Linked DNA regions of Homo sapiens: region 1 is linked to region 2. Evidence: read pairs that join two places in POLR2A ChIA-PET (ENCODE). Cell type or tissue: OCI-LY7. All regions are shown on one strand. Links, peaks and the distances in the headings refer to the core of each region. The heading gives the core; the rest is flanking DNA. Region 1 overlaps SERPINI1 (serpin family I member 1). Region 2 overlaps GOLIM4 (golgi integral membrane protein 4).

The links. ChIA-PET counts read pairs that join two places held together with the same protein. Peaks named below come from ENCODE experiments on the same cell type or tissue, not always from the same donor. Only the 100,000 strongest peaks of a DNase experiment are listed, where the experiment ranks them.
Region 1: POLR2A ChIA-PET joins it to region 2 with 8 read pairs; 1 of 35 experiments calls an interaction of 5 or more read pairs at or near these places.

What each region holds. Positions count from the first base shown.
Region 1 is chr3:167,765,273-167,782,216 of GRCh38, forward strand. All of the region lies in intron 1 of SERPINI1 (serpin family I member 1), which reads left to right. Among named protein-coding and RNA genes, the nearest start is that of SERPINI1, 38 kb to the left of the region's middle. In OCI-LY7, for the core only: no CTCF peak of the experiment used is centred there; DNase peaks (open chromatin) are centred at 8,419, 9,349 and 10,179; H3K4me3 peaks cover 1,977 bases; H3K27ac peaks cover 2,367 bases.
Region 2 is chr3:168,077,585-168,091,728 of GRCh38, forward strand. All of the region lies in intron 1 of GOLIM4 (golgi integral membrane protein 4), which reads right to left. Among named protein-coding and RNA genes, the nearest start is that of GOLIM4, 11 kb to the right of the region's middle. RefSeq lists an enhancer at 4,302-4,915. In OCI-LY7, for the core only: a CTCF peak has its summit at 10,934; a DNase peak (open chromatin) is centred at 10,977; H3K4me3 peaks cover 2,253 bases; H3K27ac peaks cover 2,351 bases.

The DNA of each region.
Region 1 (16,944 bases), core at 8,317-10,816, 310 kb before region 2:
GTTTGCATACATCTTCTGAAATCTAGGTGGAGGTTCCCAAATCTCAATTCTTGACTTCTGTGCACTCACAGGCTCAACACCATATGGTAGCTGCCAAGGCTTGAAGCTTGCACCCTCTGAAGCCACAGCCCAAGCTCTACATTGTCCCCTTTCAGCCACAGCTGGAGTGGCTAGGACGCAGTGCACCAAGTCCCCAGGCTGCACACAGCACGGGGTTCCTGGGCCCAGCCCATGAAACCACTTTTTCCTCCTAGGCCTCTGGGCCTGTAATGGGAGGAGCTGCCACAGAAGTCTCTGACATGTCCTGGAGACATTTTCCCTATTGTCTTGGGGATAACATTCAGCTCCTTGTTACTTATGCAGATTTCTTCAGCTGGCTTGAATTTCTCCTCAAAAAATAGAATTTTCTTTTCTATAGCATTGTCAGGCTGCAAATTTTCTGAACTTTTATGCTCTACTTCTCTTATAAAACTCAATGCCTTTAACAGCACCCAAGTCAATTTTTGAATGCTTTGCTGCTTAGAAATTTCCTCTGCCAGATACCCTAAATCATCTCTGTCAAGTTCAAAGTTCCACAGATCTCTAGGGCAGGGGCAAAATGCTGCCAGTCTCTTTGCTAAAACATAACAAGAGTCACCTTTGCTGCAGTTCCCAATAAGCTCATCTCCATCTGAGACCACCCCAGCCTGGACCTTATTGTTCATATCACTATCAGCATTTTTGTCAAAGCAATTCAACAAGTCTCTAGGAAGCTCCAAAATTTCCCACACTTCCCTGTCTTCTTCTGAGCCCTCCAAACTTTTCCAACCTCTGCCTGTTACCCAGTTCCAAAGTCGCTTCCACATTTGTGGGTATCTTTTCAGCAATGCACCACCCTACTGGTACCAATTTACTGTATTAGTTCATTTTCATGCTGCTGATAAATACGTACCCAAGACTGGGCAATTTACCTAAAAAAAAAAAAAAAAAAGATTTAATGGACTTCCAGTCCCACATGACTGGAGAGGCTTCACAATCATGGCAGAAGGCAAGGGGAGCAACTCACATCTTATATGGATGGCAGCAGGCAAAGAGAGAGAGAGCTTGTGCAGGGGAACTCCCATTTTTAAAACCATCAGATCCCTTGAGATTTATTCACTATCATGAGAACAGCCTAAGAAAGACACACACCCCTGATTCAATTATCTCCCACTGGGTCTCTCCCACAACACGTGGGAATTACGGGTGCTACAACTTGAGATTTGGGTGGGGACACAGAGCCAAACCATATCAGTGAGGAAGGCATGTTAAAAGCTGAGATAGGCCAAAAGCTCGGCCTCCTGTGCCAAGGAGCAAGCCAAGTCGTGAATGCAAAGAAAAAATCCTGAAGTCAGTTAATTAAAAATGCCACTCCAGTGAGCACATGGATGATAGAAGGTTAAACAGGCCTATTGCTGATATGGAGAAAGTTTTAGTGGTCTAGATAGATCAAACCAGCCATAAAATTCCTTTAAATTAAAGCCTAATCCAGAGCAATAGCCTAACTCCTAAATTCTATGAAGGCTGAGAGAAGTGAAGAGGTTTCAGAAGAAAAGATTGAAGCCAGCAGAGAGATTGGTTCATGAGGTTTAAGAAAGGAAGCCATCTCCGTAACATAAAAGCGTATGGAGAAGCAGCAAGTGCTGATGGAGAAGCTGCAGCAAGTTATCCAGAAGATCTAGCTAAGATGACTGATGAAGGTGGCTACACTAAACAACATATTTTCACTGTCGATGAAACACCCTTATACTGTAAGACAGTGCCATCTAGGACTTTCATAGCTGGAGAGATAAAGTCAATGTCTGGTTTTAAAACTTCAAAGGACAGGCTGACTCTCATTATGGGCTAAATGCAGCTGGTGATTTTAAGTTGGAGCCAATGCTCATTTACCATTTGGATAATCTTAGGGCACTTAAGAATTATGCTAAATCTACTCTGCCTGTGCTCTACAAATGGAACAACACAACCTGAATGACAGCACATCTGTTTTGCAGCATGACTTAGTGGTTATTTTAAGCTCACTGTTGAGACCTACTGCTTGGAAAAACAGGTTCCTTTCAAAATATTACTGCTCGTTGACAGTGTATCTGATCACCCAAGAGCTCTGATGGAAATGTACATGGAGATTAATGTTGTCTTCATGCCTACTAACCTGGAATCCACTCTGCAGCCCATGGATCAAGGAGTAATTTTGACTTTCAATTCTTATTATTTAAAAATATATTTTGTATGTTTATAGAGCCATAGATAGTGATTCCTCTCTTAGATCTGGGCAAAGTAAATTGAAATTTTTCTGGAAAGGATTCACTAGAATGGCATCATTTAGTGATGCCATTTGGAAAAAATGTTATCTTTTTTGTAAAGAAAATTTTTGATTCACGGGAGAAAGTTAAAGTGTCAACATTAAAGAGAGTTTGGAAGAAATTGATTCCAACCCTCATGGATGATTTTGAGGGGTTCATTGAAGTCTTCAGTGGAGGAAGTAACTGTGGATATGGAAGAAGTAACAAGAGAACTCGAATTGGAGCCTGAAGATAATAACTGAATTTCTGCAATCTCATGATCAAATTTGAAGGGATGAGGCATTGCTTCTTATGGATGAGCAAAGGAAGTGTTTTTTTGGAGGTGGAATCTACTGGTGAAGATGCTGTGAACATTGTTGAAATTACAAGAAAGAATTTAGACTATTACAAAAACTCAGTTGATAAAGCAATGGTAGGGTTTGAGAGGACTGAATCCAATTTTGAAAGAAGTTCTACTATGGGTAAAATGCTATCAAACAACATTGCATGATACAGAAGAAATATTTTGTGAGAGTCCATAGATGTGGCAAACTTCACTGTTGTCTTATTTTAAGATATTGCTACAACCACCCAAACCTTCAGCAACCGCCAGCCTTATCAGTGAGCAGCCATCAACATCAAGGTAAGACCCTCCACCAATGAAAAGCTTATGACTTGCTGATGGCTGAGATGATCATTAGCATTTTTCAGCAATAAAGTATTTTTACATTAAGGTATGTGCCTTATTTTTTTAGACATAATGCTATTGCACACTTAATGGATTACAGTAGAGTGTAAGCATAACTTTTATATACAGTGGAAAACCAAAAAGTTCATATAACTCACTTTATTGTGTTATTAACTTTATTGTGGCGACCTGGATCCAGACCAGCAATATCGCTGAGGTATGCCTGTACTCAATTCAAAACTGAAGAAGACTGAAAAATCTGACTTGTGGGTTAAAAACAAAAGCACATCAGTGATCATGCATTATTTGTGTTTTACACTATAGCAATATAGCTAGCTACAGCCACAAAGAAAGTTGTTCTTCTGTGTATCTGAGTTTTCTAGAAAACTGAAATGTATCCTGTTGAATATTCCAATATTGTGTTTCAGATGGCTTATGGAATTTCTCTAACGTATTATGCACATCCCTGAAGATCCTACTGAATAGAATAGGTTACTATTTCTGAGATGGTTGAAGGGCATCATCATGAGTATCCAGCACTGGCTGCTGCAGGAATACCATGATCCGCATAGGAAATATGCTTATGGTAAAGGTCCTAGACTTTAAGGGTTTATTTGAGGTCTGCCAAGTTTTTCATTTGCTGCAGACCAGCTTTTTTTATGGCTTCTTCCTAAAGCCAGTATGCCTGTCTCCAGGAGCCCCTCCCTCTAATTTTGTTCTTTTGTTTGTTTGTTTGTTTGTTTGTTTGTTTTGAGATGGAGTGTGGCTCTGTCACCAGGCTGGAGTGCAGTGGCATGATCTCAGCTCACTGCAACCTCTGCCTCCCAGGTTCAGAGAGTTCTCCTGCCTCAGCCTCCCGAGTAGCTGGGACTACAGGTGCACACCACCATGCCCAGCTAATTTTTGTATTTTTAGTAGAAACGGGGTTTCACCATGTTGGCCAGGATGGTCTCAATCTCTTGACCTTGTGATCCACCCGCCTTGGCCTCTCAAAGTGCTGGGATTACAGGCATGAGCCACCATGCCTGGCCCTAATTTTGTTCTTTTAATTGCCAACGACAGGAAGCCAAAACAAAACATGCATGTATTTTAAGATCATACATAAAATAAAATTAAACATTCTAGGGTAGGGATTACATACTTCTGCCCCTCCGAGTTAACTATACAGACTTTGATACAAAATATTTAACTTTATGGATTCTTATTTTTGACTATTTAAAGATCTTAAAGTTTGTGCTTATTCTAGTTTATCAGATGCATTCTGGATAAGAGAAATCATCTAATATTGTGACCTTTGTATAAGTAAGAAAGAACCATAAAATCCCAGCCCTAAAGATTATAGACATATTCTACAACTTTTAAGAGGTGACTGCTTTTCTGTCCCAGTTCATTTTTTTACAAGTCATGCCTTAGAGTCATTCTCTAATATTAAGAGTGTGACCCTTAATATTTTTATCAGTCTGTTAAGTGACTAATGGTACCTCAGTGTAGTTTATTTTAATTAATAATTATTGAAAAGTTTGACCATGTTTTTACCTGTTTAAAAGCCATTTGTAATATCTTTTTTATGATGTATTCATATCCTTTGCCTGTTTTTCTATAGAATTTTGGTTGATTTTTTTAATTTATAAAAGTCCTTTGTAGAGTAGGAAAATTATTCTTTTGTCTGTGATTTAAGATTTTTCAGTTTTTCACTTGTCTCTTGACTGTAGTTACATGTTTTTTTTTTTCCTGTGGATTATTTTTATTTTAACATAGGCATGTTTACTTTTTTTTTTTTTAATGATGCCTAGGTCTTTGTCACACTTGGGCCTTCTCTGATGCAACCTTATATATTCAGATATAACATATGCATATATATGCACACATATATGTATGTGCCTATATGGAAAAGATATGTACAAATATATGTATGTATATATTTACATATGAATATATGTTTTTAAAGTATATGTTTAAAAAAGTTCATGATTTTTTCCTGGAACTTTTAAGTTTCATTGTTTACTTTTAAAGTCTGATCTCTCTGGAATTTATTTTGATTTGAAGTACAAAGTAATCTTCTTTATTGATTTAACACAAAAATATATTGTTCTCCCAACACAAGTTATTATTTACTGAATAATCTCTTTTAAAACCACTGATTTGAAGTGCCAAGTTTTATCATATAGTAGATTATATTTCGAACCACCCTATTTTAATTATTGTAGCTTTTTAATGCATTTTAGTATCTTATCACTGTTTTTATTCCTCAAAATTTTCTTTGGTATTCTTAATTTTTTCTACATAAACTTTAAAATTAGTCTAATTTTTTTAAAGCTCTATTTTTATTGAAATTTTATTAAATGTTTAGTATAATATAGGGAGAACTGACATCTTTTCAATATTGCATATTCCTATTGAAGAATAAGGTATCAATTTCCACTTATTCTAGTCTTTTTCCACAATTGTCTCAATTACTATAAATGACTTTTACAATTTGTTTCAACAGTAAAATAAAGCCCAGGCATAGTAATTTGTTGACGTGCATCTCAAATCTCTTAAGCCATCTGTTTCCCTGTTTCTCCAGCTCTCACTAACCTTTATTTCTATGTTACGTTTGTTGAAACTGATCAACTGTCCTGTACATTTTCCCACCATCTGGACCTTGCTGATGTACCCTCATGGTGTTGTTTATCATGTTAATCTGTCCTTATTTTGCTAAGAATACTACTTAAAAGATGAAGGATTCTAGTCTTTTCTGTGTTTATTCCTCAGCAGCATTTTATCTGTTCTTTTGTATAGATCCTTCTTATTTCTGTTTGAGTATATTTTTAGGGTTTTTAATAATATAACCTCTGTAGAGGGCAATTTGACAGTATTTATCAAAATTATAAGTACTTGTATCTTTTGACCCAACAATTTAACTTCTCAGAATTTATCCTGTGGAGATAATTGCCCACCTGTGAAATGCTATATATCTGAAATTACTTGTTGTGGCATTATTTATGTAGTAAGGTTGCGATAATCTAAATTCCCATTGGTGGAAGACTAATTAAATAAATACAGTGAAATGTTATAAAGATGATTTTTTTTAAATGAGAAGATTCTTTATGTAATGCTAGGAAATAGTATCCAACATATGCTGTTAAATGAAAGTAAAAATGTAAACCAGTGTATACGAATGTATATTATGTTGTTATTTCTGTAAGAAAAGGGACCATACATATACTGTATATACATAAGATATCTCTGGAAGATAACTTTGGTTGGTTTCACTGAGGGAAACTGGCTAAGGGACAAGGGAATGTGGGGAAGAGAATCTTCACTATATACCTTTTTATAACTTTTGCCTTTGTGCTCTGTTAGTGTTTTACCTGTTTAACTTTTTTTTTAGTTAAAACATTTAAGTACTGTAATGAAATAAATGACAGGTTAACATCCCAATAAATATATTTTATGTTTCAGACCTGTTGTAGAATTATTTGGCACAAGTAGGACCGATATGTTAAATGTCATCCACACTTAAGGAGTACCTTGCCAGCAAGTAAGACAGTTTAAAACTAGATGGACTGTGTGTGAGTGTGTGTGTGTGCGCGTGTGTGTGTGTGCGCGCACGCGCACGCACATGCACACATGGAATTTAGCAGAGTCGGTCTTTTACAGGGAATTCTTGCATTAAATTAACAGAAGTGAACCTGATGACCTCTAAATATCATCCAACATGGGCAGCATGGCATAGTGAAATAGTACGAGGCTTGAAGCCTTCAGATGAAGGTTCAGATCCCCTCTTCACTCCTTAATAAACTGTGTGAACATGTTATAGTATCTTCAACTTAATAGGTTTCAGTTTCTTAATCTACAAATGGGGTTGCTTCCATCTACCTATAGGCTTGTTATGAGCATTAGCAATAATTTATATTATGTCTGGAAGTTTGGTTCATTATACTGTTATTCCATCTCCACAGATCTATGAATGAATGATCCTTGGGGAGAAAATTGAGGTCAAAGATATATTTTATGGGAGGAACTTCTCCTTTCATTTTGAAACTTAGATATTTCTATCATATTCCTGAATGTTATTAACAATTCTCTAGATCTTTTACCTCCCATCCACTCACCTATGAAATTCTACAAGCAATACTAGAAGTGAGGAAATGTGACCGTACATCCCAACCTATTTGGGTAGCCCGCCTTGCACTTACCTCAAGTTGAGCTTTGCCTCTTACTGCTTTTCTTATTGGGATTTTAAAATTGTATATTCAAATATAGCTGTATAGATCTCTTATGGAGTAAAATCCATGATGCTCATGGCAACCCGATGTCCATCATGTAGTCATTCTCTGCAGGGCTAATTGTCTGTATTTTTAAAAAGTGAAGTCAAGAGAATTGTTTCATTTTATTCTAATTCATTTATGGACATGTCTTATCTCCATGACAGTCTCTGACACATACCTTGGAGTCATTAAAATATTCTCTGAAATTCAAGTGCAGTGGAGTGTACCTATAGTATCAGCTGCTCAGGAAGATGAGGCAGGAAAATTGCTTGAATAGCCATTGTATTCCAGCCTGGGCAGTATCTTGAGACTCTCTCTCTCTCTCTCTCTCTCTCTCTCTCTCTCTCTCTCTATATATATATATATATATATATATATATACACACACACACACACACACACACACACATGCATATATACATATACATATATACACATATATATGTATATGTGTGTATATATATGTATATATATATATTTCTCTGAAGTTTATCTGACACAACTAACTTTAACTTTTGGTAGTGCTTAAGACAAGAAGCAAATCAGAAGTTAAAAAACAAAAAGACTCCAACATATTTGCCTGCATTTCATCATGACTATTCTGAGAACTTTCAGTGGTTACCTAAGGAGAGGGACACATCCTAACTATACCAGGGCAGTGAATGCTATTGCTCACAATGTAAGATCCATTAATTACACTCCCCATTCTACCTGTCCAATGATGGGAAAAGCTTTAAGCTGCTATGTAAGCAGCTTGATAAGAGACAGTTTCCTGTTAGTGAGGACTGTTAAACTTGGATTTGATTCAGAAAAATAAATTAAATCCATTTCTCTCGAGATCTCCGAAAATAAGAGTGGTCGATTTACTATTTTAAGTGCCTTGTGAAGAACTACAATATTTCCCCTACTTTTTTTCACCTACACCAACATTAACATTGGCTGATTTCCTTGACACATCTTTCTACATAACTTCCTAAAGCTGTTACTATATTATAAATGTTGTCCTGAAAATTACAAGCAAATGTAACTAGAATACTTTGATAGAGCCTTTTTAAAATCTACTTATGTTTTAGTTGTTTGCCCACACTGCAATAAAAATTATAAGTTGTCTTTTCAGTCATTCACACTGATGAACAGGAACAGGAAACCAAAGTTTCTTTTAGAAATACCTCTATTACAATGTGTGTGGCAGGTTTATAAATAGAATTAACAGGCAGGTATTTTCAGATAGCTTTAGCACAGTGTTAGTCAATGTCAGGGAAATTTTTTTAAGTTTATGGGAGCTTTAAAAAACAAAACAGTAAAATTACTTTTGACACATTCTTTGTTACTTTGACTTTCACCACAGTCTATAGTCCTGAAAAAGACTGTTTATAAAGTAACGTACATAACTTAATTTCCCCAGGGTAAAATAAGTGTCAGCCACAAGTATTTTTGTGATTAAGAAAGAGCCACTTAACTTAGGTTGGTGTTCCATATCAGTTAGAGATTTCTTCTGTCAATTTCTAGCATTTCTACCACAAGTTTTTTTCTAAAAAAAAGAATTCTTAGAGGAAATAATAAAGATTTTTTTCCAGATATCTAAATTAGTATACATTTTTAAAAACATCATAATAACTCTATGAAATATAAAGTAGCAAAACAGCATATGAAAGTTCTCATCTTCAGCTTGGGACACAGCTAATGCTTAGTAAGTAGCAGATTGAGGCATATGAGGTTGCCAATATTTGACCACTTTGACTTATAAAAATGACAATTTCATGAGATTCAAGTTAATATTAGTATTCTTCCTTATTTGCATTGGTGTCAGAATCCCATTAGCCTAATTCATCTTACCAAAAGGGCCCTCAGATCTTGAGAAAATTATGGTTATTGGCCAAGATAAAAGTGTATCTGCATGGCTTCAGTAGCTACTGCAGCAAAGTGAACCTATACATTTCACCTCAAGAGAGTTTAGGGATGTTCTCAAACCTCATACCTGATCTTATAAAGCAGAGGTCCCCAATCCCTGGGCCATGGACCAGTACTGGTCAGTGACCTGTTAGGAACCAGGCCATACAGTAGGAGGTGAATGGTGGGCAAGCGAGAATTACCAACCCGAGCTCCACCTCCTGTCAGACCAGCAGCAGCATTAGATTCTCATAGGAGCCTAAACCCTATTGTCAACTGTGCATGTGAGGGATCTAGGTTGTGCACTCCTCATGAGAATCTAACTAATGCCTGATGATCTGAGGTGGAGCAGTTTCATCCCCAAACCATCCCCTCACCCCTGTCTATTGAAAAATTGTCTCCCACGAAACCTGTCCCTGGTGCCCAAAAGGTTGGGGGCCACTGTTATAAAGTACAGCAAGAAGTTAAAGCTAAAGGAGTAAAATAACAGTTGTGAGGCTGACATTGTAGTGGAGAGAGACACAGAATCCAAAAAAGCAAAAAAGGACAAAAACAAGCTACAAATATAATACAAATACCATTTAATATGGGTGGCTTTGATGTGTACGTATGACTAACAGCCCTATATCCTGCTGTCCTGTATTAAGATATCATTATATTATAATAACATGTTTCCAGTTCTGACTGTTCATTATCAAGATAAGTTTAAAACTGTCTTTGAATGCTCTAAAAGTCTGTGTGAATTTTAAGTGTGTGTTCTAGTAACTTCTCTGAAAATTTTACGTGATTTCCCAGCCCTTCAGGGTACAACGAAGTGTCACTTTATTATTATTATTATTATTATTATTATTATTATTATTATTATTATTATTATTTGAGACAGAGTCTCGCTCTGTTGCCCAGGCTGCAGTGCAGTGGCGCAGTCTCAGCTCACTGCAACCTCCGCCTCCTGGGTTCAAACAGTTCTCCTGCCTCAGCCTCCAGAGTAGCTGGGATTAGACACCTGCCACCACGCCCGGCTAATTTTTGTATTTTTAGTAGAGATGGGCTTCACCTGAAGTGTGACTTTAACACATGAATGATTAGAGGATGAGTCAGGCTACAACTCTGTTTATTAGCAAAACAATTGGGGAGCAACTTTATATCTGAGTATTTTTAGACTTTCAGGGACACAGCCAACTTTTAAAATTTTATTACACGAAAACATTTTAATAATAAAAAATTAGAAACTGTAATATGTTTTTAAATTCTGCATGAAAAACTGAATATCTCCTTGAACAATGTAGACCTAGTAGATGAAAAATACCACAAAAGTGGGTTGCTTTTTTCATCCTGTTTTTTCTGTATCCCTAGCATCTAGCTCAGGGGCTGGCACATAGCTGGCAAGAATACATATTTGTTGAATGAATGAATGGAGTGAATGCAATTCTAAGTATTGCATTAATATGTAAGTCCTTAGCTCATTAAATATCCTTTTTGTACAAGAAATTGTTCAGTAAAAATACTCTTTTCTCCACTGCACTCCAGCCTGGGCGACAGAGTGAGACCCCGTCCCAAAAAAAAGCGAAAAAAAAATACTCTTTTCTCACCTACAAAATGGGGGGAGGCCTTACCAGGTGTTTCCAGCATAAATATTCCACAGTCTTGTAAACAGGCAAGCCCACTGTCTAGGGAAGAGATCAAACAGTAGGGATTTCTTAAAGCATTAATGGGTAAGTTAAGACCATTAATGCCTGGCTTCGTTCCACAATGGCCTTGGGCCACATGCAACCTTGATTGATGATGACTTTTTACCCGTCTCTCTGAAACTACTTGCTGAGTTTTGTCTTAGGGCTTGTGTGTCACTTGTTTAGCTCTCCTGACATTAATCCAAAGGAAGTCATTCATTGGCAAGTACAAATTCTCCCCAATTATGCCAAAGAGAATTATTCATTACATTTTATGGAAAGCCCAAATCTTATTTCCAGGAGGGCTGGGGACCTGCCAGCTCACTGGGTTTTGTTGGCATTGATTGATTTTGCTTTCCCCAGGCTTTTAACCAAAAGCCTTTCGAATTCCAAATGGAGCCTCTTTATCATTTGAGATCTCCTGAAGACACGGAATTTGGTTTTAAATAAAAATATCTTAGCTAAGGACACATGTTTTGTGGGATTAATGCTACTAATTTTTCTCTGCTTTTGTTTTAAACACTTGAATTATGGGCTCTTTGGTCAAGAACCAATGTTAGGAAAAGTTGATCTGTTTAGCCTACTTCTAGCTGTGTCTGCACTGTTTAATGCAGTAGGCACTAGCCACATGTGACTATTTGATTAATCAAATTAAAAGTTAAGTTCCTTGATTTGACTAGTCAAATTGCAAGAACTCAATAGCCAAAAGTGGCTGCTGGCTGTCTCACTGGAGATGCACACATATGTAGTATTTCTGTCAGCACAGAAAGTTGTGTTAGACAACACTGGCAAAGACTATCTCCTTGACTGAACTTGAGTCAGACTCCTCTGAACTGTCTTCAGGCCCTGACCTTGGACTCTGTCCTTGACCTACTTGGTCCAGTTTTAGTAAGAATCCTGCTGAGTCAGTATAGCGAGAATCCCCTAGTCTTGATATGTGATAAAATTCCTCATCTTGCCCAACCTACCCCCATCATCCTCCATATCTTATCACTCTGGCCTGCCTTCACCAAGAATCCTGTCAGGTCAGTTTAAGTAGGGGCCCCCCTTATTCCTGATCTTTCCTCTTAGTAATTTTCCATCCACTGACATCCACTCTGCTCCTTGGCTATAAATTCCCACTTGTCCTGGTATTTGGAGTTAAACACGTTCTCTCTCTACTACTACAAAACCCCCACTGCAGTAGTCCTTCTTGAACAGTCCTCCTTATCATCTTTGACAATGTCATATTTTTTCTTTATTGACATTATCTTAAGTTCTAAAAGGACACAAAATATTCAAGTATTTTAGCTTTTAATTTTAAAAATTTCTTATTACCTAAGATGGGAAGAGGATTGACCAGAGATTTATTTATTCAACATTTATTTATTGAGTCAATACAGTTTCACAAGAGGTTATTGTAGTTGTGAAATATTCTTGGAGGTTTACAGCCTCTATCTCCCACTACACAGGTGATGTTGTGGTCCAGGGAAGCACCTGGGGAAAGCCCAAAAGCTTTTTGGAAGTCTCAGACACTGCTAAAGAAAGGGAGTCTTCTCTTCTGAGTCACAGTTCATCTTCATTTCACCCACCCTTCTCTCAATGCTGAGGAATTCAAATTTAATATATTAAATATATAAGAAAGTACTTTAGAAATTCTAGGGACTGTTGGCACTACATATTCTCTTAGTTGTTTCCAAACGTTTCCAGGGCTAGATTGTGTTACAGTTTGAATGTGCCCTCCAAAAGTTTACGTGTTGGAAACTTGATTGCCACTGTAACAATGTTAAGAGGTAGGGCTTTGGAGGTGATTGGGCTATGAGGGCTCTGCCCTCAGGAATGGATTAATGCTGTTATCATGGGAGTGGGCTGGTTATGGTAGGAGTTTGGCCTCCTTTTCCTCTCCATACTGCCCTCTCTCATCTTCTCTTGCCTTTTTACCTTTCAGCCTTCCACAATGGGATGACCCTCATCTGATGCTGGTGCCATGCTCTTGGACTTCCCAGCATTCAGAATCATTTGCCAAATAAACTTCTTTTCTTTATAAATTACCCAGTCTGTGGTTATTCTATTATAGCAACAGAAAACAGACTAAGACAACTTGTTAGTCCCCAAATGAGCAGGTCATCAGGCCCAGCTGTACTCTTGCATGCATGTAAAATAACCAAGAATTTTAGTCCTGTGTTACAGCCCAATGGGTTCTTCTTGCCTGCTGCACAGATAAAGCCAATACACTAAGACAACACTGTTGCAGCAGAGAAAGGATTTAATTATCGCAAAGCAGCTCAGCAGTAGAGTGGGAGATATTTCTCAAATTTGCCTTCCTGAGATCACAAAGGCTATGGTTTGTAAGGATAATTTGGTGGGCAGGGGGCTAGGAAATGGGTTTCTCTGATTGGTTGGGGATGAAATCATAGGAGATTCAAACTGTCTTTGGAAGCTGAGTCAGTGTCTGTGTGGGGATCACAGGACCAGTTGGGTCCGTTCGTTTGTGTGAATCACTGATCTGGGTGGCATCAGTTGGTCCACCTGAATTCAAAAGTCTGAAAAATATCTCAAAGACAAGTCTTAGATTTTGATAATAGTGATGTGATTTATAGGAGCAATTAGGAAAGTTTCAAATCTTGTGACCTCTGGCTACATGATTCCTGAGCAGTAAGCAAGCTAGAGAACAATGGCTGATTATCAGTTAACTATGCTTATAGGCTGGCAGAATTCAGGCCCTTACCATAATTCCCGAACAAGAAAGGAGTTAGTCTGGGGAAGAGGCTATTGTCATCATTGCTTTAAAGTTAAGCCATAAGCTAAATTCCTCTCATAGTTAGCTTGGCCAATGCCAAGGAATGAGCAAGGACAGATAGTTTGGGGGGTTAGAAGCAAGATGACATCAGCTGTGTTAGATTCATCCTGCTACGATAATCTTTGCAAAGACAATTTCAACTGTAGCACAGCCAGGTCAGTGCTAGTTGCTATGTGATCAGTAATTCCAAGCTACAGAGTTCTACCAAATCATTTTGGGCTATCATTGATACCGTACAAATTCAAGCAATGATTAAGTGATTAAGAAAAGCCTAATATTCCAGTACCTTCCTAGTCTAATTATTGGATTATTCTATGAAAACACATATTTTTAAAAGAAAAATTTCTAGCTTAAAAATTTTTTTAAACCGATTAAATGGTAATTATTTTTAAGAAGGTTATAATCTTGACTCTCATACAAATGCAAAACGAACACATATCAAAGTTTTTTTAGCTCAATAATTAATGAGATAACCAGTAAGCTATGAGAACCAATTCAGGAAAGGATCCAAAAAGCAAATGAATATATAAGCCTTCAGAAATACCAAAATACATTTGCTTAATAGATGCAAACTGGCCAATATCCACAGGGCAATAATCAATTGCATTCCACTATACATGTATATTGTGCATTATTATGGACTAGAATCATTTGCCTCATGACCAGTTTTCTACAACATAGAGAGTTGTAAAATTGTTCAAAGAAAACTTCAAAACCCATAGAGTCAGATAACCTAGAAATGTATGTTTTCGATAATACCTAGTTTTCATTGAAGACATCCAGTAATCATCTTGGCCCATTCCCAAATCTTCCATAATTTTTTCTTCCGGTAAATTAACTCTTCATATATTACTCTGTCCATGGTTATGCCCTTTTGATGTACCTGGCCATTTTCTCAAGTTCATGTTATTTGAGAGATACATGAGGAGCTCTCCCTTTTGTTTGATTCAATAGTACAGAAAAAAAGAGCACGTCTCCTATTACAAACTCCAAGTTAAGAGGTATGGGAAGGGTCACAGTGAGCTGGGTAACTAGAGGGAGAGGCAAAAGAAAGAGAAAAAGGAGAAAGGATTAAATCATTTATATCATAATTTCATGGATAGTATTATAGAATTAAACCTCTTTGTAGTCACTTATTTCACAGGTTCTGGCCCATTGGCTTTAAGAGGCATCTCAGTTTAGTAATGGTTTCTTGGAGGAGAAAGAAAATTTGAAAAGGAAAAAATATATACTTCTTTAAAAAATGGAGTATATTTATACCATGGCATATTATTCCCTCAGTAAACAACGGTTTAAACCTTTTTAACATTCTTTTGAATCACTTTGTCCATCATTTATCATGCATATGACTTGATACTTTCATAGTGCATTTCCTGATTGAAACCTTTTTAGCAGCTTTGTGATTGAAAATGTAATCTTAAAGCATTTCAAAGAATACTGGGATATTTTCTACATAATCCACCCTATACTCCTACTCTCTCTACACACTCCAATTTAATTATATACCTGAGGTTACACAGCTAATTTTGAAAGTTGTAAGGAAGGTTTTGATAGCTTACCGCCTAAGCAGTTGTCCTCAGCATAGCATTCATGGGTTATTCACTTTTCCTAGCTTTGAAAACACTGTGATCTATTCTGTAAGACTGACAAATCCTTCTGCCTTTAACTGTGCTGGTTGGCATCCAACAGACAGTCCTTTTGAATAACCCAAGGCCAAAAGATTTATTAACTTGCACAGATTTATCTACTTCCATGTGTTTTCTATTCTTGGGTCCTCTGTAAAACATTTAATTGTTATTTTACAAGAGAATCACTTGGTTCATTCCTTGAGTGATGAATGTTTGCATCACTTGCAGTAAATTTACATCCTGTGGTGCTCTTCATTCTCTTCTGCATACACAGTACTTTTTCTGTTCACTTCTGCCATCACAGTACAGTCCTATTGAGGACAAGTCCACATCCAAATTTAAGGAAAACTACTGTGAGAGGCAGGACCAATGGAAACAATTCAACTGAGCGAACAAGGATAAACAAATAGCCTAAAGTACACACTTGTCTAGGCAATGGCTCATGCACAGAAAATAACAGCTCTAACACATAATTGTCTGTGTGATGATCAGCTGATTTCTTTGGACATTGATTATAAGATTTATTAGAATTGGGAAAGGGAAGGAACACTATGCATGAGGAATTTGCAAAATTACAGATTTCTAAAATACAGATTGTTTCACAAAGTGTGACCCCCTTTTCTTTTGACAAGTTTTTTTGACAAAGTTCCTAGCTTCATTGCTGCTGATCTAATTGTGCCTTTCTCTTAGCAAATCAGGAAACACAGGCCCGGAAACTTTCACTTATTCCAACTTTCACCAAGGTAGCTAGTATTAACCAAAGTTAAAGCAGTGGATTCCAAACTCCCAGTTTTCCAAACACCATGATAAAGTTTTCACCAGTCTGTGGCAAAATGAAAAAAACAAAGTAGTAATTTTTATGAGTTCAAAAATATCTACTTCAAGGGATTGTTTTATTTTCATGTTGAAATATTCATTTTTTATGTGATTGATGTAGTCATTCTTTTGTATGATTAAAAGAGGCATTATTTTTGTAAATTTTTTTGCCGCCACCCCAATATATTAGCAGAACAAAAATTTAGTAGCCCTATGTAGGTTCTTTCAATTAAAGGAATTACTAGTCCTTTACATACAAAAGTCTGAGAATTAACAGGCAGGGAACTTCTAATACAGTGTTCTTTTTGTTAGGCATTTCTCCCTAGTTATTTCTTTTGGCCTTTTTTTTTTTTTTTTTTTTTTTTTACTGGAGAAAGGGCCTCCCTCAAGCATTTTTCTCAGCTACCAAAGGACACTTCTCTCTTTTTCTCAACTCACAATTATGAAACCATTTTTTATAATTTTAAAATAATTGGGTTATAAAAAAGATGCATTTGTGAATAATCAATACCTTATAAATTAGATGAACTACCAGGGAAGTTAAAAAACACTATCTTTTTTTATAATGCGGACTTTCAGTTTTGTGATTCATCATACCTCAATTACAAGAAGATTTAGTTCCCTTACTTGTTTTAATGAAGTGTTTTCTAAAGTAGTATACACATATACACTTATATGCAACTTACTCTACCACTGGTAACCAAGAAGAGAAATGCAAGAATTAAGGATAGTTTATTCATAGCTAACCTACTTCTACCTTTTCTACTACCATAGCACTGTCTATTACTATTCTGGTACTGCAGCCTCTTGTTGTTTTTATGTAAAGGCATTTTACAGAGTAGCTAGAAAAATAATAAATCTCCAATGTAATTGTCTATGTGAAAGTAACTCATTTGAGAATGTATTGATTATTATGATTAATA
Region 2 (14,144 bases), core at 9,592-12,091:
GTTGTAGGCCACTAAGATTCTGAAATTGACACACAACAAAAACTAATATATTGACTCTATATCTTTATATGGCTACTCATGTAACACGAGTTGCATCAAACTAAACCTTTTAAATTTACCTCTCCTCAACTAATAATAATTTTCTTTGGCTATATTGTATTTCAGAAAACAGAATGAGAATTTTTTTAATAAAGATTTAAGTTGTCACAGAAAGAAATTCATTCTATTGCTAAGGCCTTATTTCCAAAAATAAACTATAATATACAGAATAAGCTACACTTAAACTCAACTTATAATTTGGTATCCTTAAATGTTTCTACAATTTACAGTCTTTCAAATGAACTGAATGTAACACACCTCCCTAAAATGTATGATATACTCTAGATATATTTATTTATTTATTTATTTATTTTTGAGCAGTTTACCTCCAAACTTCACAAGTATAACTAGTATTGGGAGGTGAAACCAGTATGAATCTTGAATTTAAAAAATGTCACTAGGTACAACTTACTACTTTTGAATACCAATATTTTTAGGGTCTCCCTCAATTACTAGATAGGAATCCCCTGTTAATTATTTGAATATAATGAATAGACCTTTCCTTTTTATGTTCTTAAGTAATTTAGAACATTGTTATTTTAATAAAAAATTAAATAGGACATATTTTTGTTTACACAAATATTTTGTTAATTTTTTCTATCATAATTTGTATGGTAGCAAACTTTAAATTATCACAAGTAATAAAAGTAAAATCAATTACATTTTTATACATCAAAGATCACCACTGCCCTTTTGCCATTTATCTATAATAAAGCAAGACTACTGAGAAAACAATGTATGTAATAAATTGCTGAATATGAGTCACTATATGTAATTCTTATTCTCATCACTGTTCACTTCAGCTAGCACATCAGAATTTAAAAATCATAAAATTTTAACTTAGAAACACTTTTACAGCTAGTTTAACGACTCACTAGATATTTACATTAACTCTGTAATATTCCTCTCAACTGCTCAGTTATATTCTGAATTTTTCCAGTGGTAGAATTTCTCAACCAGCATTTTTCCAGAGGTAGCATTTCTAAACCAGGGTTTTGTTAACTTGTTTCAGGAAACTGATTTAACAAAAGGTAATTGGTGGGTCTGTTGTTATTGTATTTTTATAAATAAATAATCATTTTTAAAATGACCCCTTTAGAATATAGAAAGAGAAAAAGCACATGCCCAGTAAGCATGAATAATGGTTAACAAAGAACAGACAAGCCAGCTTATACGTCTAAGCAGTCCTCTGTGCAGCTTATCCCCTGGCTTAACAATGCTACAAATGCTTGTGTTTTGAACATTTAAGTTTCAGTTGTTTTTACTTTTGGTCATATTTTAAAATTTGTACTAACAGATCAGGAATTATAGTTGGGTTGTATGAGGATATTAAGTAACACTAGGAAAGGAGCAATAATAAATTTTGTAAATGCACTCAAAATAGTCCTTATGTTGCATTAGCTTAAAATAGTCATCAATCATATCAAAAAGCTGCTAGTCCCTTAAAAAAAAGAGTTAAAAGAACTAGAGCATTCATAGTGGCAGCAATCAATATCCAAATATCCATCAGCAGTAAATTGGGTAAGTTTTGATAGGCTTACACAATGGTAATAACATAGTAATAGAAATGAGCAATCTACAACTACATGTAACAGTCTGGATGGATCTCACAATGTTAAGCAAAAGAAGCCAGACACAAGAGCATATATTGTTTGATTTTATTTACACAAAGTACAAAAACAGGTGAAACTAAACCATGGTGCTTATTCTTTGAGGTTGGAAGACAATTTTTGAATGAGATGAGTGCAAGAGAGCTTCTGGGGTGCTGGTCTTGCCATGTGTTTTGATCTCATTGCTGGTTATACAGTTGTGTTTGTGAAGTCTCATCAAGCTGTTTGCTTATAATTTGTGCACTTTTATGTATGTAAGTTACAATTCAAAGTTGAATAAGTAAAATGTCAAAAACAATTTTATTTTATCTAAATTGTTATATTTGGTTGCGCTATACACATGCCCAATACTTTGTTCAGGGTTTTAATCTTTTTATCTTATCATTTAGATAACTAAAAATACAAAATTTAAAAAAGGGAAAGATTTCTTAGGTATAAAATATAAGAACTCAATATATTAAATGTAATAGTAATTTCTGTCTAGTTTTAAAGCTACAATAAAATATATCATTAATTTTACACTATATTTTAATATATACCTGCTCCAAAATCAAACACAATGTCATTTTGAACATGCTGAAATTGTTTTCTTAAATAGATATTTCAGAGAAAATTGTCAGTCACTTAAAGTAAAAAAAAATCTTTGTCATGAATATTAAGTTTAAAATTAATCTCTAAAATTACCTTTGTATTATTGTTGCTAATACATGATGCTAAATTTTCCTTTACATAAAATCTCTTTTCTGTCATGTGCTACGTAAAAATGAGGAAAAACTAATTCCTATGGAAGTATATAATAACAAAAAGTTTCAAGAATTAGAAGAACAGTTGGGTAACATTTTAATAATGGAGAAAAAAAATATGATTAGAGCTGCGGAGATCTTCTGACAAATTCCAGACCTGCCATTAACAAGCTGGGAGACTTCTGTCAGGTCACTGCTGTCCAACAGAAACGCACTCTGAAATGTCTGTAACTCTTAAATATCTGGTAGCCCCATTTTAAAAAGTAGAAAGTAATTGTGCACTGTAATATATCAATAATATCTTGTAAGACACAACACAATTAAAATGAGAGTTGTGTTTAACAGAAAAATACTTCCTGATGCTATAGTTTTAAAATTGATATTTAAATTCATGAAAATTAAATAAAATTTAAGATTCAGCTCCTCAGTCACACTGGGAGCCACATTTCTACACAGGACCCTAGTGGCCACCGTATTAGACAGCGCAGTCGCCAAGTCATTCCATCTCTTTAAGGCTTACTTTCTTCATTGATAAACTAAAAATGTTAGTCAAGATAAAGAATTTCAAACTTAGGTGCTTCTATAGGCCAGGCCATTAACATAAATGACCAAATCAATGGCAGTGGGAGTTTTGGCCAACTGAAGCCCACACGCCCCATTCCAAATAGGCAGCAAGTCACTCACCTGACACAGAAATGCAGGTCCAGTGTTGCAATAGGACTTTCCCCACAACGTTGGAAATCTAGATGTTTATATAAAATATTTTTCTTTTTCCATACATAAACTACTGTGAAATTTTTCAAAGCACTGTGTGGGCTAAACCAAAACATACCTATATGCTGGTATGTGCAACCTGGGCTCTAAGAACTTTCTTTACTGCTTTTACCAAGCTCTGATTTATTTATAGGAGTGATTTGACTTTGACACCTGGAATCTAAAACACACAGCTGGAGACTCAGTTGAGTAGTGAGCATCAAACCACCCCACTGTGAAGTCAAGACAAGCTAAAGATGCTACCAGGTAGCAGCCTGTGGTGAATGTTAGCAGGATTCCAGCATGAGATGAAGTCCTACTTACACCCCAGAATGCAGACAAGTCTGAAAAGAAATCATACTAAGGGAAGGGACAGCCCAATCCCCTAATTCTGGATCAAGGACAATGTGCCAGAGATATTAACAAAGAGAAAGGGTAGTGAAGCTGAATTCTCCCCAGTGACTATCACCCTTGTCACCCTGGGACCCAATCCTTATGGAGCCTGCCTAGATCCTCCAGCACATGTGAGACTGACAGCGGAAAGCTGCAGAGGTGAAGCAGAAATTAGTAGCATGAGCAGCCATCAGCATCTTCCATGGACATAGTAGGCAGGGTTGGGAAGGGGGTAAGGGGTAGCAGATGGACTGGGAATATTCTTAGCTGTTTGGCAGAATCTAAAAAAAGGTAGAGTGCCCTCAGAGGTGGCAAAGTCAGAAACTCAGTTTTGTAAGTCCTGTTAAACCTATGTTTAGCTCCAGGATAAGGAAGCCTTGGAAACAGGATTGTGTGAGTAAGAGCCCGGAGTTAGGATTCAAGTAAACTGAGCATTAATCCCACATGTGTCACTGTCTTGCTGTGTGACTTCTGCTTCCTTAAATTTAAAATGGTAATAACACAGTATAATGGTAATAACACAGAGTTATTACTCTGTAACACAGGGTTGTTTTCAGCATCAAATAATATCATGAATACAAGGCAATTCAGAAAGTACACATTTCTCATGTAATTGCAAGACCTTTTTATTTTACTAAGAAATTACTAATGGATTCTAGGAATGCAATTTATTAAAAGCCATTTAAGTCTCCAATCAGAATTATTCTTTAATTTGGAGATGGGAGGGTAAGAGGGTTAATAGTCAGGGCTTAAGGGGAACAGCAGCAAACACACTGACTACTCCATTACAAACTCTGCCACTTACAGTCATGTCTAGAGGGGGTTCATGGAGTGGGACTAAGGGAGGTCAAATTCCAAGATGGACTTGAAAAGACCTCAGGAGGAATTTGCCCTAAAGCAGTGGTTCTTAACCTTTTTCAGGTCAATGATGTTTTGAGGAACTGATTAACGCTATGGCTTCTGTCTTGGAAAAAGACACATATACAAAATTGACATATATCTTCAGGACGTTCATGAACCACCCCCGCCAAGGATCCCAACTTGAAAATGCTACCCTTAAGGAAGACAGGATCACAGGAAAAACATTCAGTGTGGTCTTAGGCAATGAGCTGGTGCTGGATAGGAGGCAGTTCTAAGAACAGCTGGAAGCCAACAGTAAAGACAAAGCCGACTTTCTTTAAAGCTCAGCCCCTCCTCAAAATATTGTTACTGTGAGACCCTTAGATGAAGACATCTTAGAGTCTCCCTATAAAGGGCCACATATGTACTCACAAATACTACCATTCTAGGTAACTAGTAGCTTCTGCTCCCTTGGACAGTTTCAACATAAGGGAGCATACTCTAGGCTCAGTTCACATGGACCCTGCTCGAACTCAGTGCAAAAGATACGAGAGAAAGAACAGTATGTAAGTCTCTCTAAGAACGACAAGGCACTTTATCAATACATTATAGAACATGCAGGGAATTTTCCTCATTTTGGTTTTGTCAAAGAGAAAGTAGAGAAGAGAATACATGTTACAGAGAGGGTGACGGTGTCAATATGAATACCACCAAGAGCAGGAGTTCACAGCAACTTAGAATGCCAGTGAACATCATGGCAGAAACCTGGCACCCATACACACAGCAATGGGGCAGGAAGAGAAACACTGGTTCTACAGAAATTCAACAACAACTTCTCACTGACAAGAGCAGAACAATCTTTAATTCTTGAATGAAATACAGCCTCAAACACATTTTGACAAAATATAATCTATCCACTTCCCAATCCAATCTCTTATAGAAATATGTTTTGGAAAGTACAATGGAAGTCAAATAAAAAGAATATTTTTCTCATGTATTTGTAATAACTAAACTATGTTTAGGTGAATGAAGACATACTATGAATGTGGAATTATAACTGTTCAGAACACACTTAATGACCTTTTCATAACGTATTCTTATATTCTACTTTTGACTTTATTAATATCACAAAAGAATACTCATATATTGCAATTTTTAAATGACTTTCAAAGTAGGAGTGAATGAACAAGTTGAAATTACCAGTTACAATTAATGCTTTCTTTAAATCAAAAATATCTTACTAAGACCAGTAAAAGTATCAAAAAAATCTCCTATCAAATAAAACTTCACCAAGGACTGCAGTCTATAAAGTCAAAAGAACATGCTGCAGTGCATTCATATCTACTTGCCAAAGAAACAGTTCGCATATTATCAATGGGTTTTGAAACTTCCCAAGGACATGATGTCTTCCACTTGGGTATTTTACTTAATGAACTACTGACTGGGTTTATTCAAAGAGTCACGTGGATTTTTAATTTTCCCAGGTCAAACGGTTTAAATACCAGGTAATTTCCCTGTGAAGCTATAATTTTAAATGCCACTTCTTGCTAATATATTTCCAATTTAATGGTAAGTCACATTTTAGAATGTAGTAAAACATTTTTACAAAAGTATTGAGTCAGATAATGCAAGAAAAATGATTTAGCACAGTGGTTGGTACCCAGCAAGTGCTCAATGAATGTTAGCTTATGACAACTTTGGGAATAATGATGTTGCCAACAATGACAATAATAATACTCAAACAACTATACTCACCTTATGGTAGGCTGCTACGAAGGCTGCCCCCAATGATCTCCACTTTCTGTAATTCACAATCTCACTAAGCCCTTCCCTTGTGCTGAATTCAGCATGTGCTGAATGTAGAGATTCAATTCTAATGAAGATAATATGGCAGAAGTGATGAGATACCACTTCCAAGATTAGGTTATTAAAACACCTTCACTTTTATCTTCAGTGCTTACACTGTTTATCAATCTCTTGGATCTCTTGCTGATATGGTTTGGCTCTGAGTTGTAATTCCCAATGTTGCAGGAGAGGCCTGGTGGGAGGTGACTGGATCATCGGGGTGGATTTCCCCCTTGCTGTTCTCATGATAGTGACTGAGTTCTCACAAGAACTGATGGTTTAAAGGTGTATGGCACCTCCCCCTTCACCCTCTCTCTCCTGCTCCACCAGAGTAAGACATGCTTGCTTCCCCTTTGCCCTCTGCCATCATTGTAAGTTTCCTGAGGCCTCCCAGCCATGCTTCCTATATAGCCTGTGGAATTGTGAGTCAACTAAGCCTATTTTCTATATAAACCAGCCAGTCTCAGGTAGTTCTTTCTAGCAATGTGAGAACAGACTAATACACTTGCCCTGGGGGTAACCAGTTATGATATCGTGACGTATTCCTGTGGCAGGCCCCAGATGAGTGTGATTGGAAATGGATTTTCTAAGGCCTATCAACAACCACCTGAGTGAATTTTGAAGTAGATCCTTTAATCCCAATCAAGTTTTAAAATGACTAAACACTGATCAGCAGCTTGACTGCAACCTTGTGAGTGACCATGGCAGAGTCACCCAGTTAAGCCCAGATTCCTTTCCCACAGAAGTTGTGAGATAATGTTCATTGTTCTACAACAGTTAAGTTTTGAGATAATTTGCTATGCAACAAGATAACTAATATAGATTTTGAAATGGGGTGCTGTCATAAAAATCTAAAGGTGGAAGTAGCTTTGGAACTGTGTAGTGGACCTTAAGAAAAGTGTTAGTGAGAATGTGCCTCGAACACACTCTACATAGAATTTTGGAATTTAAGAAGGCTGATGGAAGGGCTTAAATGAAAGTGAGAAAATGTTTATGGAAACTAAAAATTATGTAGTGGCTAAAGTTTAGCAATAACCACACTTAGGTGTAGTTAATGTGACCAGCAGTCACTTATAGTTACATGGAAATTAAAAAAAAAAAAATGTGCCAGATGAACTGACTTATCCAGTTAAGGACATTTACCAGCAAAGTGCTGAAGATGTCACCTGGTTTCTTCTTACTGTCTTATGGTAAACTATGAGAAGAAAGAGATACATTGGGGGAAGTACTGCTAAACAAAAAGGAGGCAGGACTTGATAGTTACGAAAATTCTTAGCTTCTCTAGACAGCAAATAATGTTGAAATTAAGAAACAGCTTTTAAGATAAGATCAATTCCAGGACACTATCAGAAAAACATGGTCTAAAGACAAAAGCGGAGGGTGTCTTATAAAATCGGTTTGTTAAAATCTTGGAATGATCAAAAGTGATATCTCAGAGTACTATTTCATCAGATGACAGAACCTCCTAAGGGTTCCTCAGAGCCTCATAATGAGCCTTTGGGAAATTTAAGGGCATGCATTGTCTCTCCCCGATCTTGGCACAAGCCCAAAGTAGAGAAGACTTATCTCCAAGAGATATATGAATGTGGCTTTTGGCTAATGGAGAAAATTCAAAGAAGTTTCACAGGAGACCCACAAACTTTTTGAGAAGATTGTATCAGCAGAACCACTGCCTATTTGGACCAAAAGGGGTAGAAGCAGTACTAAATTTAAAAAGGCCACGGGTCCTTAAAATTCTACCGGTAGGAAGCAGGCTGAGAAAACCACTCAGCTGCAAACATATGCCACCTTTCACGAAAAAGGAAAGATGACTCAGAGTGGAACCAAGAAACCAAATGGTACAGTCAAGAGCCCTGGAGAACTATTCCCAGGCTTTGAGACCTACTACAGGAGCACTTGCCTCAACAGACTTCAAATTCCTATTGACAGGTGACTCCTATTTTTCTCACATTTCTGCCTTTTTTTTAAACAGGAATATCTAGGTATTTTATGCCTGTCCTACCACCATATGTTGGCTGTGTTGAGGGCAGGTAATTTGACTCTGGTTTCACAGATCTACAGATAAAGAGGAAGCATACTTGAAGAATTATAGTTAAAGATTGTATGGATACCTAAGGGGCCTCACCCACACCTGGATCAAATTTGGATGGCATCTAGATTTTGAGGTGATGACCGCCTATACAGTAAAAAAAATTATTTTTCATATTTTAATAAAAGTGATGTTTGACATCAATACAATTTAACTTGTTTTATAGCATCCAAACCTCTAAATAAAATATAAAATAATTTAAAACATTTTCTGTCTGTTAAAAGATTGAGCTACTAATGCAGAAGGGCAAGCATCATAGATTTCTAATATTAATATTATTTATTAATAAATCTCACTAATATAAAACTTGATAAACTTCTCTAAACCAAATTAATCAATTATCAACTGCCAAATTTTAATCTGTTTATAATATTTATTTGACAGCATCATAGCTATTATCAAGAGAACACATAAGCAATGTCAAAGCTGTCCTAAATATCTTGATTTGCAGATTATTTTTTCTGTTTGTAACAAAGATTCCAATTAAAGGAGGCATTTTAAATGAGATGTGAACTGGAAAATGAAATGTCTGACTCTCCTAAAATGATTATAATTTTTTTAACTTCATGCACTCCCAAAGAAAAGCAAATAATATCATTTCAATGTTCTATAATGCCTATCCTTCAGAATGACAGCACATCTTAATTTTCTATTCACTATCATATTGTGACATTTTATGTATGAAAAATAGTTAAAGCAGTATTTTTTAAAATGTCATACGGCTATAGAGAGCAATTTATTTCATGCCCATGTCCCTCCGGGCTATGAGCCTATTTAGTAAAGCTTATCAGTGAAGGACAATGACTGACATGTCTTCTGCATATGCACTCATGGGCCAATAAAAACAAAGAACACAAATATACCATTCAGAAATACACAGCACTGTTTAAAAATAGCAATGCCCATTTCTTCTCACAGAGAAGAGGGTCCTAGTCTACAGAGACAGCACAGAGCAGTGAAGGGGTATTATCTTGTACTGAGAGTCAGAGTATGTGGGCTCTCAGCTTAGCTTAAGCTACCTGGTAAGTGACTTATCCACCTTAGAATTCAGTTAACTAACTGTAAAATTCAGTGTCTGTATCCAACTTGATCAGTCAATGCATTCCTAAACTTCAGACATGCAGGCACCCCTCAGGCGAGTTCTTACTACACTCATGCAAAACCTGTACAGTTTTTTTGAATCCACCAAATAATCACTTAAATAAGTTTATTTTTCCTTAAAATAAACTTTAAACAGGAAACTTTTACACCACTACTTTATAAATGAAAAATCTGATTTACATAGCATTAATGATTGGTAATAGATTTAATTTTAAAATTAAATACAATAATACAACAAAACAATTATCAAATTCTAGCTATCAAGTTGTTGGCTGCCTAACGTCTATTCTCTTTGGAAAAACAGAGAAGCAACTCTCTAGGAGAGAGATTCTAGCATCAGACTGAGAATTTCTCCATTACTTGTCAGGAAAGCATTGAAAGGAAATAAGTTTTTCATTATATGATTCACTGTCATTTCAGGCAACATCTACATGCCACATAAAATCAACTCTAGTATCAACCAAAATCATCTTTCATACCAGCAGCAAATTTCTTGTACCCTGGAAATGCTGCATCAAATAGTACACCCGTTATTTCTGATTCTAAATTTTATCATGAATCCCCATATGACCCACCTAACCTACTTTCTTAAAACCATTAATACTGTCATGAGAGACACTAAAATAATTTTGAGGGCAATGATGCACTATGGAAAAAGTTACATTAGGTTTCTAAGCTTAGTTTCATCAGGCTAGATCTTGACACTGGCAAGTTAATTAACCTCTCTAAGCCTCAGATTGCTCATTCAGATTAAAGTGCTAGTGTCACAGTTAAATGACATAATGCATGTAATAAGCTTAGCATTGAACCCGAACATGGTAGGTACTCAATAAATGTTATGGATTAAAAATAATTTAATTTTCTCAAATAAGTTTTCAAAATTCTACTAAAATTCACTCCAAAGAACACTGGCTAAAAAGAAAATATAGTTTATCATTTTTCTTTTATAATAAAGCTATATGATATATAACTTTCACTTCAAAATAAAGCTATAAAACCCATAAACCATCTACTGGCAAAAGTAGCAAAACCACTTTGTCCTTAATGATAAAAGAAGAACCATTGGCTGTCAAAATGAAAAACAACAACTCTTAGTTGCTATCATGTAAAGCATTTTCAGGTTTTTTCCACCCCAAGAACGGCTCAAAAGGGTAGAAAAGACAGAGTGAGAATATCTTAATCAAAAAGTTTCAGCCAAGTAGGGCACATAGTGAAAGGAGCCACTTTTAGGCCAGCACTAATAACACTCTTACCTACTAGATGTAGTAAAGGCTGGGCAAAATAAAAAGAAGCCCAATGTTAATTCAACAACAGTAGTTCTGGTCACCTAATAAATGGTAGTAGTAATATTCTCCAGGACTCATACTCGTCACTTCAGATGCACTATTTCTAATCCATACAAGTTTGCAAGTTAGACATTGCTAACCCAAATTAAAACACGAAGAGGCTGAAGTTCAGAGAGGTTATTTGCCTGCTCAAGGTCACCCTGCTGGTAAATGCCTGAGTTGCACTGAAACCACATCTGATGCCCCAACCAGCTCTCCAGTCACCATTTCCTGCTGCTTTTCTTTTAGGACATAAAGATGTGAACAAAACTCTTCCTCAGTACTTTGAAAAGTCACCAGGTGATATGTGTCCCCTTTTCTTTCCCTGCCCTCTTCTGGTTTCTCTCCAATCCTTTGCTTTTTGATTCACACCATATTTAGTCAGTATTCATTTCCCCAACTCCAATTCACTTATTCCTTCAGCCACAGTAATGTGGTATTGTACCCCAGCCCTTTTGGAAACTGTCCTTCCTAAGAAAAGAAAGAATAAAAAGAAATCAAGGCAAGGCTTCCAATCTACTTGGAACTTAAACTAAAGGCTCCCAGATAACAAGTAATTCTCTTACACAGCAACCAATTATTTACCTGGACACCAGTACTCTCATTAGAGTTGGCATGTTACATATTAGAGGGATGACTAAGGTGGGCACAACGTGTGAAATCGATTATAGATTATGTGCAAATCATACATATTCAAAAGAATGCTTCACTGAATTAGAGCTTCAAAAGGTATTTGGAAGCTTTTATCTTTTATTCAGGGAAGGAATTTACACACAAATAAAAATTACTGAACTTAAGAGTATTTTTGTTCCATATTCTAAATGGTACAGGATCAAGCAAAAATGATAGTCTCTTCATTTAACTCTAAGTTGTACTTCAGTGAAGATGTCCATTTAATAGACAATGTCTAGTTCATGTTTTAAGTTCTAACGCTGCACTTGAAAATTAGTACACCTACCACACATTGCCCACACTTGTGGTCTAAATTGCTGAGGTCTATGAACCACTCTGTTGTATATGTTTCCTCAATCATCCAAAATGCAAGCTACACCCTTCTAAGCACTGCACATCAGCTAACACTATTGATTCTCAAGATAACCTTTTGTAAGCACTATTATCCTGATTATTACATATGAATAGATTGAGTCACAGAAAGGTTAAATAACTTGCCCATGACCACACAGCTAGCAAAATAAGATAGCAGAAAATCAAATCCAAGTGCTCTGACGCCTCAGCCTGTATCTATTATACCTCACTGCGCACAATACCACCATATATATGCACATTAATAGGCCAAGAAAAAGTACTACATAGGTACTACCAGGCACCAGACGCTGGAGATGAAGGAATAAAAAAAGCCTGGTTCTGTGCTGAAGATGTTTCTCTCTTTTTTTTTTTTTTTTTGAGACAGAGTCTCGCTCTGTTGCCCAGGCTGGAGTGCAGGGGGGTGACTGGGCTCACTGCAACCTCTGTCTCCCAGGTTCAAGCAATTCTCATGCCTCAGCCTCCTGAGTAGCTGGGATTATAAGCATGTGCCACCACACCTGGCTAATTTTTGTATTTTTAGTAGAGATGAGGTTTAGCCATGTTGGCCAGGCTGGTCTCAAACTCCTGATCTCAAGTGATCCACCCGCCTCAGTCTCCCAAAGTGCTGGGATTACAGGCGAGAGACAGGGTGCCTGGCCAATGTTTCCTTTCTAAAAGTAGATTTAGGGAAGGTTGAAAGCAAAGAAGTAACCAATGACAAGATGTATTCATGCTTAGGCCAGTGGGCCATCCTGAGTGTTAGAGGAGCCCAATGCAAAAAACACTTAAATAACAAATGTCTGCACACCGAAAGAAACAACACAGTAAACAGCCTACAAAATAGGAAAAAATATCTGCAAAGTATGCACCTGATAAAGGGCTAATATCCAGAAGCTACAAGGAACTCAAGCAGCTTGACAAGAAAAAAAAAAATTAAAAACTGAGCAGAGGACATGAAAAGACATTTTTAACAGGAAGCTAGACAAGAAGACAACACACATAGGAAAAAATGCTCAACATCACTAAGCATGAGAGAAATGCAAGTTAAAATCACAGTGAGATACCATCTTACACTAGTCAGAACGGCTTTTATTAAAAAGTCAAAAAACAACAAATGTTGGCAAACATGCAAAGAAACGGGAATGCTTATACACTGTTGGTAGGAATGTAAACTAGCACAACCTTTCTGGAAAACAGTATCAGGATTTCTCAAAGAACTAAAAATAGAGCTACCATTCACTCCAGCAATCCCAATACTAGGTATATACCCAAAGGGAAATAAATAATTATACAAAAAAGATACCTGCACTTGTATGTTTATTGCAGCACTATTCACAACAGCAAAGATATGGAATCAACCTAAGCGTCCATCAACAGAGAACTGGTAAAGAAAATGTGGTATATATACACCATGGAATACTACTCAGCCGTAACAAGGAATGAAATCATGTCTTTTGCAGCAACATGGATGGACCTGGAGGCCATTATCCTAAGGGAAATAACTCAGAAAAAGAAAAGTCGAAGATAGCATGTTCTCATTTACAAGTGGGAGCTATACAACGGGCACACATGGACATAGAGAGTGGAAGTGGAGACTACAAAAGGTGGGAGGCTAGCAGGGGGTGAGAGTTGGAAATTTTCCTGTGGGGTAAACATGTCCATTCTTTGGGTGCACTGAAAGCCCAGACTTCACCACAACTCAATATATGCATGTGAGAAATCCACACTTGTAACTCTGCACTTCTACACGTCACATTTGTGACCTTTTTTTAAAATTTTAAATAGTTGTAACATATTCATCTGGAATAGGAACATATAAACCTTACATAAACTTTTTCTGGATGGTTTCTCCTTATCCCTGGAAGTCCAAAAGCATTGCAATACTGTGTTTTAGGAATGTCAGGCTCTTTGCCTCTACACTAAATGCCTTTTATAAAAATTTAAATAGTTATATCTCTCTCCCAGATCTCACAGCACATAATTATTACCTTAGCAGTCACACCCTCTCCTAATCTGATATGATCCAGAACAGAGTTAATCAGTAACCGCAGTCCAAGTTTAAATTGTCAAGGAAGGTCCTTTCTTCTGATTAAAGTACACTGGATGTTTGCATATTCCTTGATGTTCATTTAAGGTACAATAAAAGGAGGTGGTTAGCTACATAAACAAATTCTGCCAATTTCAAAATTTGAAATTACCCATGACAAACCTGGCAAGAGTAAAAGGGATAAAGCAGCTTACCTCAAAGAGGGATTCTGATAACAGCTAACTTTTAACGAGCAGTACCTACTATATGCCAAGTATGTGCTAAGAGCTCTAC